2 separate regions of the Homo sapiens genome follow, and region 1 is linked to region 2. Evidence: read pairs that join two places in POLR2A ChIA-PET (ENCODE). Cell type or tissue: A673. All regions are shown on one strand. Links, peaks and the distances in the headings refer to the core of each region. The heading gives the core; the rest is flanking DNA.

Region 1 (5,384 bases), core at 229-5,228, 210 kb before region 2:
AAATGTTTTTATTTTTATGTGATCAAATTTATCTTTTTCCTTATTGCTTCTGGACTTTGAATCATAGTTAGGAATGTTTTCCCTCTCCCAGACTTCAAGGGATTCACCCTTATTTTCTCTTATTATTTGTGTAGTTTCATTTTTCACACTGAGAATTCTTCTCTATCTGGAATTTACCAGTGTAAGGAATAAATTGGATCTTATCTTTTTCTGTATGGCTATCAAGTTGTTCCAGTGCCACTTATTTAAAAAGTGTTTCTTGGGCTGGGCGCAGTGGCTCACACCTGTAATCCCAGCACTTTGGGAGGCCGAGGCGGGTGGATCACCTGATGTCAGGAGTTCGAGACCAGCCTAGCCAACATGGTGAAACCCTGTCTCTACTAAAAATACAAAAAATTAGCCAGGCGTGGTAGCGGACGCCTGTAATCCCAGCTACTCGGGAGCCTGAGGCAGGAGAATCACTTGAACCTGGGAGGCAGAGGTTGCAGTGGGCCAAGATTGTGCCACTGCACTCCAGCCTGGGCAACGAGAGTGAAACTCCGCCTCAAAAAAAAAGAAAAAAACAAAAAAAACCGTGTTTCTTTTCCCCATGATTGAAATAAGCTTTTATCATATACTATATTTCCATGTGTGTGTGGATGTATTTCTTGCTTGCTTTATATTCTGTTCCATTTGTCAATTCATATGTCAATATCATAGTGATTTAATTATAAAACTTTTAAATATGTTTTCATATCTCTTGGAGCTAGCCCTCCTCATCACTTTTATTTCCTAAGGAATGTCTGTTCTTACTTGTTTATTCTTCTAAATAAACTTTATAATCAACATTTCTGGCTCCAGAAAATAAGACTGATGAAATTATATTGAGATAGTGTTAAATCTGTAGATTAGCTTACAAAGAATTGACATTTTTATGTTGTTAAATTTTTCTATCAAAGAACGTGGTAATCTACTTATTCAAATATTTTAGGAGTGTTTTATAGTTTTTTCATAAAGATTTTCCACATTTCTTGTTATGTTTCTACTAAGGCACTTTATTTTATTTTGCTCTTGTAAATGGTGTTTTCTCTTCCATTATTTCTTCTAACTGGTTATTGATTAGAAGAAATATTGTTAAAATGTCCATACTGCCCAAAGTGATCTACAAATTCAATGTAATCCCTATCAAAATTCTAACGACATTTCTTCACATAAATTTTTAAAAAATCCTAAAATTCATATGGAACCACAAAAGACCCTGAATAGCTAAAGCAATCTTGAGCAAAAATAGCAAAGCTAGAGGCATCATACTAGTTGACTTCAAAATATACTACAAATCTATAGTAATCAAAACTGCATGGTACTGACATAAAAACAACACACATAGATCACCAGAACAGAATATAGGGCCCAGAATAAATCCACACATTTACAGTCAATTTATTTGTCAGTTTTTGACAAAGATGCCAAGAACACACAATGGAGAATGAACAGTCTCTTGATTATTATTTGCAGTAATTTGTTCATTGACTGTTTTAGGTTTTCCAGGTATATAATAATATCAGCTGCAACAAAAAAGATAACATTTTACTTCTTTCTTTCTCCTTATGATGCCTCTACTTGATTTTTTTTTCTAATTGCTTTGGCTAATACCTTCAATACAATTCTTAAAACTAGTGGATCCGGACCAGGCGCGGTGGCTCACGCCTCTAATTCCAGCACTTTAGGAGGCCGAGGAGGGCAAATCACTTGAGGTCAGGAGTTTGAGACCAGCCTGACCAACATGGTGAAACCCCATCTCTACTAAAAGTACAAAAATTAGCTGGGCATGGTGGTGTATGCCTGTAATCTCAGCTACTCAGGAGGCTGAGGCACAAGAATCGCTTGAACCCGGGAGGTGGAGGTTGCAGTGAGCTGAGATTGCACTACTGCACTTAGTCTGGGTGACAGAGTGAGACTCCGTCTCAAAACAAAACAAACAAACAAAAAACTAGTGGATCCAATGGGCCTTCTTATCTCAGTCCTGACTTTGGCATGAAAACCTCCCTTATTTGATTATTAAGTAAGATGCTGTACTTTGGGGGGAAATATATAAATATATAATCATGTTAAAGAAATATCCATGAGGTCCTGTTTTATCATTTTTAACATAAGTGTCAACTCCTAAATTTGTAAGTGGTAAAAAAATGAGTCACATTATTTATCTAAAAGAAAATCTGTTAATGTAACACATGATCATAGTAACTTCACAGACAAGTGTGTTCAAGAATGTCTATTCCAGGAGGTTTATAATCCCAGGGGAGGGGTGCCGCATGAGCCAATCACAGAATAATTCAAAGGCTCTAGGATGGAGAGTAGGGACAGTATAGTATAGTGGGTCCCTATATTAAAAAGACTCAGGTTCGAGTTCGAGTCCTAACTCTGCAACTGTGATCATGGGCAAGTTACTCAGCCTCTCAGGGCCTCAATTGCCTTTTATGTAAATGAGGATAATGATGCTAAGCTACCTGAAGGATTGCTGTGTTTAGTGAGATAATTGCCCCTGAAGATTTAGTTTAGGACTTGGCACATACTAAAAGCTCATTAAGTGGTAGCTCTTATCATTAAGTGCTAAAACAAGTAGTAAAGATAATAAATGCTATGAGGGGGTCTCTGGAGGAGGGGGGCATTTAAGCCAATTCTTTGAAAGCTTTGTAGGGTTTGAATAGACAGAGGATTGAGGAGGAAAAAGAGGACTTTCTAGGTAGGAGGGGAAAGATCTTTAAAATGTAAACGGTCATGCCAAAACAGTAGTTCATTTTAATTTGTGTTTTTTTAAAGTTCCAATTGCTTTTTTTGTCCAGCTGCCTTTTAAAAGCATCATTATTTAAAATCAAGCTGGGCATAGTGGCTCACACTTGTAATCCCAGCACTTTGGGAGGCCAAGACTGGCAGATCACTTGAAGCCAGAAGTTCGAGACCAGCCTCGTCAACATGGCAAAACCCCGTCTCTACTAAAAATACAAAAATTAGCAAGGTGTGGTGGCGCATGCCTGTAATCCCAACTACTCGGGAGGCTGAGGCACAAGAATCGCTTGAACCCAGGAGTTGGAGGTGGCAGTGAGCCGAGTTTGTGCCACTGCACTCTAGCCTAGGTGACAGAGTGAAACTCTGTCTCAAAAATAAATAAATAAATAAATAAATAAATAAATAAATAAAGCATCATTATTTAAAATTTGATTTGCTGTCATTACATTTTGCAGAATACTTGAATATGAATAGCATGTTTTATTACGCATATGAGAGAAAAACATTTTGAATCAACTTCCATGCTGCCTATCTTTAAGGCCCCCATTGGCTTCCTCATCCCTTATAATTTTTGTCTAGCTGCTACTTTGCATTTTAATTTGACCCTGCCTTTTATTTATTTGCACTTATTACCAGAGTGCTTTCTTAAATTAAAATTTTTTGTGTGTTTCCTATTCAGTATTTGATGACTGTTTATTACTGTAATTCATTGTTCAGAAAAATGTACCACATCCCACATCCATCATTATACTCCATTCTCCATGGGGTCTAAACCATTTTACGGAGTCATTAAATGAATATATTATTTGGGAATTAAATGAATGGAAAGAAAGGGAAAGGGTATCCAAAGGTGGTGAGGAGGTGAGGGAGGCAGTGGTGGGACTTATTCAAAGCACACCCTCCACTGCAAGCAGGAAGTACATAAAAAGCCTGAGCCTTTCCCTTTCCCCTACCTCCCCACTCTGCCCACTAGTCCTCTAATTTAGTGGAAACTTGCATTAATCTCTTTTTCAGACTGAGATTGGGAGTGTGCAGGGTGGTTGAACAAAAATTTGTGAAACATGTTGGTTGTCTCAGGTTTTGTTATCCAAGAAGACTGATATGGTTTGGCTATGTCCCCTTCCAAATCTCAACTTGAATTGTAGCTCCCATAATCCCCATGTATCATAGGAGGGACCCAGTGGGAGGTAATTGAATCATGGTGGTGGTGGGTTTTCCCATGCTGTTCTCATGACAATGAATAAGTCTCATGAGATCTGATGGTTTAATAAAGGGCAGTTCCCCTGCACAAGCTCTCTTGCCTGCTGCCATGTAAGATGTGCCTTTCCTCCTCCTTTGTCTTCTGCCATGATTGTGAGGCCTCCCCAGACATTTGGAACTGTGAGTCCATTAAACCTCTTTTTCTTTATAAATTACCCCGTCTCGGGTATTTCTTCATTGCAGTATGAAAATGGACTAATACAAAGACCCTGAATCAAGAATTTGAATGCCAATAGTTCATTTGAGAGGTGAACCTCAAAAACAACAGTGGGGAAAGGGGGAAGTAAAAAAGGAAGGAGAAGGAAGCCATGTTAAGGAGAAGGAAGGTATGTTATTGTCCAGAACTATAAAGGGTCATGTATTCATTTAAAATTTGAAAAAGAATAAATGCTTACTGGAGAAATTCCAGAAAAGATATATATGTATACAGATTATATGGATGTATATTATTATATGATATAAATGTCAAGAAGTGTGAAGGTTCTGAGATTTTACCGTACTTGCAAGCTAACAAGTTAGCCAGCCACAGATTCATAGATGCTGGCAGAAGACAGGAGACTCCTGGTTTAGAGGAAAGGGATATATTACTCATGGCACAGCAGGCAGTTCCCCACATTTCCACAGGGTGATGGGGAATGGCCCATATGGATGCTGCACATGCAGTATTAATCACCAAATTCCCATCCCTTTTCGACTAGGGCTGCTCCGGGGACCTTAACTCCATGGCACTTCTGGTCTATTGACCATTCTACCACACCCAGTTGTCAGAGCCAGTCCTGACCAAAATATGGAATTGGCTTTGATTACCAACTTCCCCTTCTCCAAACTTTCCCCAAGGTGACTGTCTCTACCTTCCCCAAGGAGAAAGTGGGTCCACATCTTTATGTGTCTTGGTCTCTTCTTTTATTCTCAGTGAAGTCTGCCATGGTAAACTCTTCATCTGCACTAGAGAGTAAATGGCTGGGAACAGCTGTGTTATCCTTGGAACTGGGATCAATGTCTTAAAGCTAAAGATTTAAACACCTCATTTAAGTGAAACGGGAGAGTTCCCTGATTCCCCTTGCGGATGTGTGATGGGGTGTCGCTTGCTTGGTCGCTGGCAGCTCAAACCCCTAGGGAGAGCATGCAGCTGGGCAGATGCAGAGGCCGTTGTGAGCACTTTTGGGCTCCGGCCCCAAGACAGCTTCTAGGGATGGGTGTCTGCAACTCCCGAAGCCCAAGTGGGCATGTGTTATCAAGCTCTTTCAGATTTGCCATCTGCAGGTGGCTTGTATGTTAAGCAGCTCAATGGACCCTCTGCCTTATTGCAAGGACTGGGGGGCAGTGTAACAGCCTTCTGTATCCTGAGTTATTGCCCA
Region 2 (5,384 bases), core at 171-5,170:
TAAAACGTTTCCTTACAACTTTGTGACCCTTGCTTATGTATTTGAATCTCTTACTGTCTGCTTAAGACCTTGACTGACATGTTTGAGACCCTTCTTGTCTGAGTCCCTTCCTGATGTATCTAAAACTCTTCCTGATGACTTTAAGACACTTTCCTAACACGTTCGTGACCTTCTATAACTTGCTCGAGCTGTTTCCTGATACTTAAGATCCTTCATAATTTTTTGAGCTCTTTCAGACTATTTGGGGGCCCTTTGTGACATATTTGAGACCTTTCTTATCTTGCTTTAGATGTTTTCTGACTATTCAAGATTGTTTTCTTCTGTTTGAGATCCTTCCTTATGTATTCGATACCCTTCTTGAGTTGAGAACCTTCCAGAAGTATTTGAGATTGTTATTGACTTGTTTAAAGCTCTCCCTGACTTGTCTGAGACTCTTCCTGATGTATTTGAGACAATTTCTGGCTTGCTGGAAACCTTTGCCAAGGTGTTGGAGACTTTTCCTTACTATTTGAGAGTCTTCCTGTCTGACTGAGACCCTTTTGGACATGTTTGAGATCCTTCCTTCTTTTTTGATACTTTCTGACTTCTCCATTCTCACTTTTTTTATTCTTCCTGTCATATGTGAGTCTTTTCCTGACCTATTTGAGACTCTTACTAACCAGTTTCAGACCTTCTCTGGCCTCTTTGAGACTTGTCCTTAAGTATTTAGTTAACTTTTCCTGACATCTTTGAGACCCTTCCTGTCTTTTTGGAGATTTGCTTTTGATTTGTTTCTGAGTGCTGAATCAGTACCTGGTACAATCTTAGGAGGAGGCAAAAAGACAGTTATCCTCAGAATGGAGAGGACCTTTCTTCAAGCATCTAATCAAAACATATATATGACCATGTGTCAAGAAAAATCAGGCTGGGCACGGTGGCGAATGCCTGTAGTCTTAGCTACTTGCAAGGCTGAGGCAGGAGAATCGCTTGAACCCTGGAGGCGGAGGTTGCAGTGAGCCGAGACGGCGCCACTGCACTCCAGCCTGGGTGACAAGAGCGAGACTCTGTCTAAAGAAATAAAAAAGAAAGAAAAGAAAAATCTATCAGTGCTTTCCTTTCATCCAATCCTCAATTGAAAATGAAGAGTTGAGACTTTTCTTGGCGATAGGACATTCCTGGTCTTTTTTCTTTTCTTTTTCTTTTCTTTTTTTTCTCTTTTTTTTTTTTTTTTGAGACAGGCTCTCGCTCTGTCACCGAAGCTGAAGTGCAGTGGTGATCACAGCTCACTGCAGCCTGGACCTCCTGGGCTTCAGGGTCAAGCAATCCTCCCACCTCAGCTCCCTGAGTAGCTGGGACCACAAACATGCTCCACCATGTCCGGCTAATTTTTTAATTTTTTGTAGAGACCTGGGTCCTCCTATGTTGCCCAGGCTGGTCTCAACTCCTGGGCTCAAGTGATCCTCCAGGCCTCCCAAAGTGCTGGGATTACGAGCATGAGCCACTGCACCAGGCCTTTCCTAGTCTTTTTTTTTTTCCAGAGTTTCGCCTCTGTTGCCCAGGCTGGAGCGCAATGGCACAATCTCAGCTCACTGCAAACTCCGCCTCCCGGGTCCAGGTGATTCTCCTGCCTCAGCCTCCTGAGTAGCTGGGATTACAGGCGCTTGACACCATGCCTGGCTAACTTTTTGTATTTTTAGTAGAGACGGAGTTTCGCCATGTTGGCCAGGCTGGTCTGACCTCAGGTGATCCGCCCGCCTCCGCCTCCCAAAGTGCTGGGATTACAGGTGTGAGCCACTGCACCAGGCCTCTTCTAGTCTTTTGATCAAAATTATCTCCAATTCTGCCTAAGTGTCTGTGTTTTTCGTTAGAATATAGTTTTGGCTGTTGTCTCTGAGAACCAAAATAACAATGTCTTACGATAAAGAAAGCAGAGCATTTCTCCCTCTGGGCATATGTAGTCCAGAGCTGCTCTTTCAGCACCATGGTGGTTCCTGGGCTCCTCCTGTGTTATGAAATTGCCATCCCTGAGTGAAGCTTTGTCCACATGGTCCCAGATGGCTCATTACCACATCCCTCTTCCAACCAGCAAGAAGGGCAAAGAGGAAGCAGATAGCAAGCTCTGCTCCTTTAGGGACATGATCCAGAAGTTGCATACATAAGTTCTGCTCACATATAGTTGGCCAGAATGTAGTCACATGACCACATCTAGCTATAAGGGAGGCTGGGTAATGTAGTCTCTATTCTGGGAAGCCATTTTACCTTCTTAAATTCGGGGTTTCTATTGCTACCAAAAAATGAACAAAAAGGATTTGGGGGAACAAATAGCAATCTAGTCACAATCTCCCATTTTGAAACTTAGAAGTTTTCAATTTGGCTAAGAAAAAAAAAAATTCCCTCCTCCGGCAAGAGAAAAAAAAAAAGGAACTTCCCCCCTTTTCTCTTCCTTAACTTGGTAGCTCCCACAGAGGAATGGTTTTTAATGCTAAGCAATGAAAGCAAACGGAAAAAAGGCTGCTGGAATTTGGAGTATTTCTTTGTAATCAAGAATGCCTTGAGATATCAGGCTAGGACCTAAAGACCAACCTGAATTTTGTAATTGAACGTCTGTGTCTGCAGCAAAAGCACAGAACATTTTTAGATGCAGATAGTATCAGATCACCATCTGGACTATAAATAATTTATACATTTCAGATACCTGGGAATCACATGGGCCAGGAACAAATAAGGTACTAAATCTCAGTGAGAAAAAATATCTCCAAACATTGTATCTGTGAATCCAATTTAAAGTCGAATGATGGTTTGGAGAATTGAATAAAAATACAGGAAAGATCTCTATTGCTTACGTAAAATTGAATTCGCATTATTTTTTATTTTAAAAAATATACAAAGGAAAGGCTGAACAAATTAAGCTTAATTCTCCACAATCCAGTCATGGGGTGGGTGGGTTGGGGGCAACTAGAATTGATTCCATATCCAATCCCCTGTCTTTGGGTTCTAGAGGTAAGACGCTTATCAGATCCTCTCCAAGTAGTGACTTTGCACATTGGGCCGCAACTTTGTAAAACATGATCACTCTTTTGACTATTTTTGAGAGAGCTTGCTGAGGCATCTGACTGAGTACACTTAGAGAATGACAAAACATGGCAGAAAGAGAGTCTGGAGGCTGATTCCGGGTTGGCAGTGGGAGGATGAAACAGAACACTGGGCTGCCCCAAATCCAATGGATGGGGCACGGACAGGGGCCAGGGTTCAGTTGGGCATTGCCAGAAAGTCACAACAGATGTTCTTTCAGAGTGGAGCCAGGAGCCTGAAACCTACAAATGAACTCGGTTAGGAGCTGGCAAGATAACTTGCCCACTGACCTTCACCAAGTACTTGTCGGTGGCCTTGCTCAGCCTTTACAGGCCCAGCCATCCACCTGCCAACCTCTCTCTGGACAGTGCCTTAAAGGCTGCACAGAGGAAGTTTCAGCATTGTACTCTCTGGAATGGAGTCTAGTGAGGTGGTTGGGCATGTTTCTGTGTTTTTGAGAAATGGGTGATCACGTGAGGTCCCTCTGAATTGGAATACGTGTGAACACAAATAAGTGTCTTTAATCACTTAGAATTTTTGTTTTATATTTATTCAAAGAATTCTTTTAGACTTATCTAGACATTTGTTTTTCTCATATATCACTTTTGGACATACCTTAAAAAAGAAAATTTAAGTTGGTTAAAGTATTCCTAAAACTTCTTTACATTCAGAACCCAGCTTTTCTGAATCAACTTTTAAAAATTGAGATGCAACATTGTGTGTGTGTGTGTGTGTGTGTGTGTAATTTTTTTTTTTTTTTTGAGACAGGGTCTCACTCTGTCACCCAGTCTGCAGTGCAGTGACACAACCATGGCTTACTGCAGCCTCGACCTCCTGGGCTCAAACCATCCTCCCACTTCAGCCTCCCAAGTAGCTGGGACTACAGGTGTGAGCCACCACACTCAGCTAATTTTTTAAATTTTTTGTAGAGACACGGTTTCACTATGTTGACTAGGCTGGTCTCAAACTCCTGGCCTCAAGCAATCTGGCTGTCTCAGCCTCCCAAAGTGCTAGGATTACAGGCATGACCCACCACGCCTGGCCTGTATATATTAAAGTATGTAAGGTACACTAGTCATAAATGTTTATATACACACACACACACACATATATATAGATACACATAGATACACACACATATATTCTGATAACCACCATCCAAAGGATGTAGAGCAATTGGGACTTTCATACACCATTGGTGGGTGTGAAAATTCATACCATCACTTTGAAAAACAGCTTTATGCCCGGGCACAGTGGCTCACACCTGTAATCCCAGCACTTTGTGAGGCCAAGGCAGGCAGATCACCTGAGGTCAGGAGTTCAAGACCACCCTGACCAACATGGAGAAACCCCATCTCTACTAAAAATACAAAATTAGTCAGGCATGGTGGCACATGCCTGTAATCCCAGCTACTCGGGAGGCTGAGGCAGGAGAATCACTTGAACCCGGGACATGGAGGTTGCGGTGAGCCAAGATCCCACCATTGCACTCCAGCCTGGGCAACAAAAGAGAAACTCCACTCAAAAATAAATAAATAAATAAATAAAAGAAAAACAGTTTTACAGTATCTACTAAAGTTAAACATATGCCTACTTTATGAACTAGCAGTCCCTCTCCTGAATATACACTCAAGAGAAATGAGTGCATATGTCCACCAAAATGCATGTATAAGAATATCTAGGGCTGGGCATGGTGGCTCATGCCTGTAATCCCAGCACTTTGGGAGGCCGAGACAGGTGGATCACTTGAGGCCGGAAGTTCAAGACCAGCCTGGCCAACATGGCGAAACCCTGTCTTTACAAAAAAAAAAAAAATACAAAAATTATCTGGGTGTGGGGGTGCGCACCTGTAGTCCCAGCTACTCAGGAGGCTGAGGCAGGAGAATTGCTTGAACCCAGGAGGCGAAGGTTGCAGTGAGCCGAGATCACGTCACGGTGCCCCAACCCGGGCAACAGAGTGAGACTCTATCTCAAAAACAAAAAAAAAAACATAATATGAGGTATTATATTACTTAGATTATAGATGAAGTGCTAGAGGAGTCCAGAGATCAGGGAAGACATCCTGGAGAAGATCATACCTTCATTCATTCATGTTGCAGCATTTATCAGTACTTCATTCCTAGTTATAGCAAACTAATATCCATTGCGTGGCTAGACAGCATTTTGTTTATCCATTCATCCGTGGATGGATATTTGGGTTATTTCCATCTTTTGGCTATTATGAATAATGCTGCCCTGAACATCTGCATACAAGTCTTTGTGTGGACATATGTTTTGGCCTCTCTTAAGTAGATACCTAGGAGTAGAATTTCTGGGTCATATAGTAAATTTAT

What was found. Peaks named below come from ENCODE experiments on the same cell type or tissue, not always from the same donor. Only the 100,000 strongest peaks of a DNase experiment are listed, where the experiment ranks them.
Region 1: POLR2A ChIA-PET joins it to region 2 with 8 read pairs; 3 of 35 experiments call an interaction of 5 or more read pairs at or near these places.

Annotation. Positions count from the first base shown.
Region 1 is chrX:40,785,743-40,791,126 of GRCh38, forward strand. No RefSeq gene overlaps it. Among named protein-coding and RNA genes, the nearest start is that of MED14OS, 53 kb to the left of the region's middle. In A673, for the core only: no CTCF peak of the experiment used is centred there; no DNase peak of the experiment used is centred there.
Region 2 is chrX:40,994,970-41,000,353 of GRCh38, forward strand. No RefSeq gene overlaps it. Among named protein-coding and RNA genes, the nearest start is that of USP9X, 88 kb to the right of the region's middle. RefSeq lists an enhancer at 2,047-2,341 and a silencer at 2,106-2,165. In A673, for the core only: no CTCF peak of the experiment used is centred there; a DNase peak (open chromatin) is centred at 2,172; H3K27ac peaks cover 450 bases.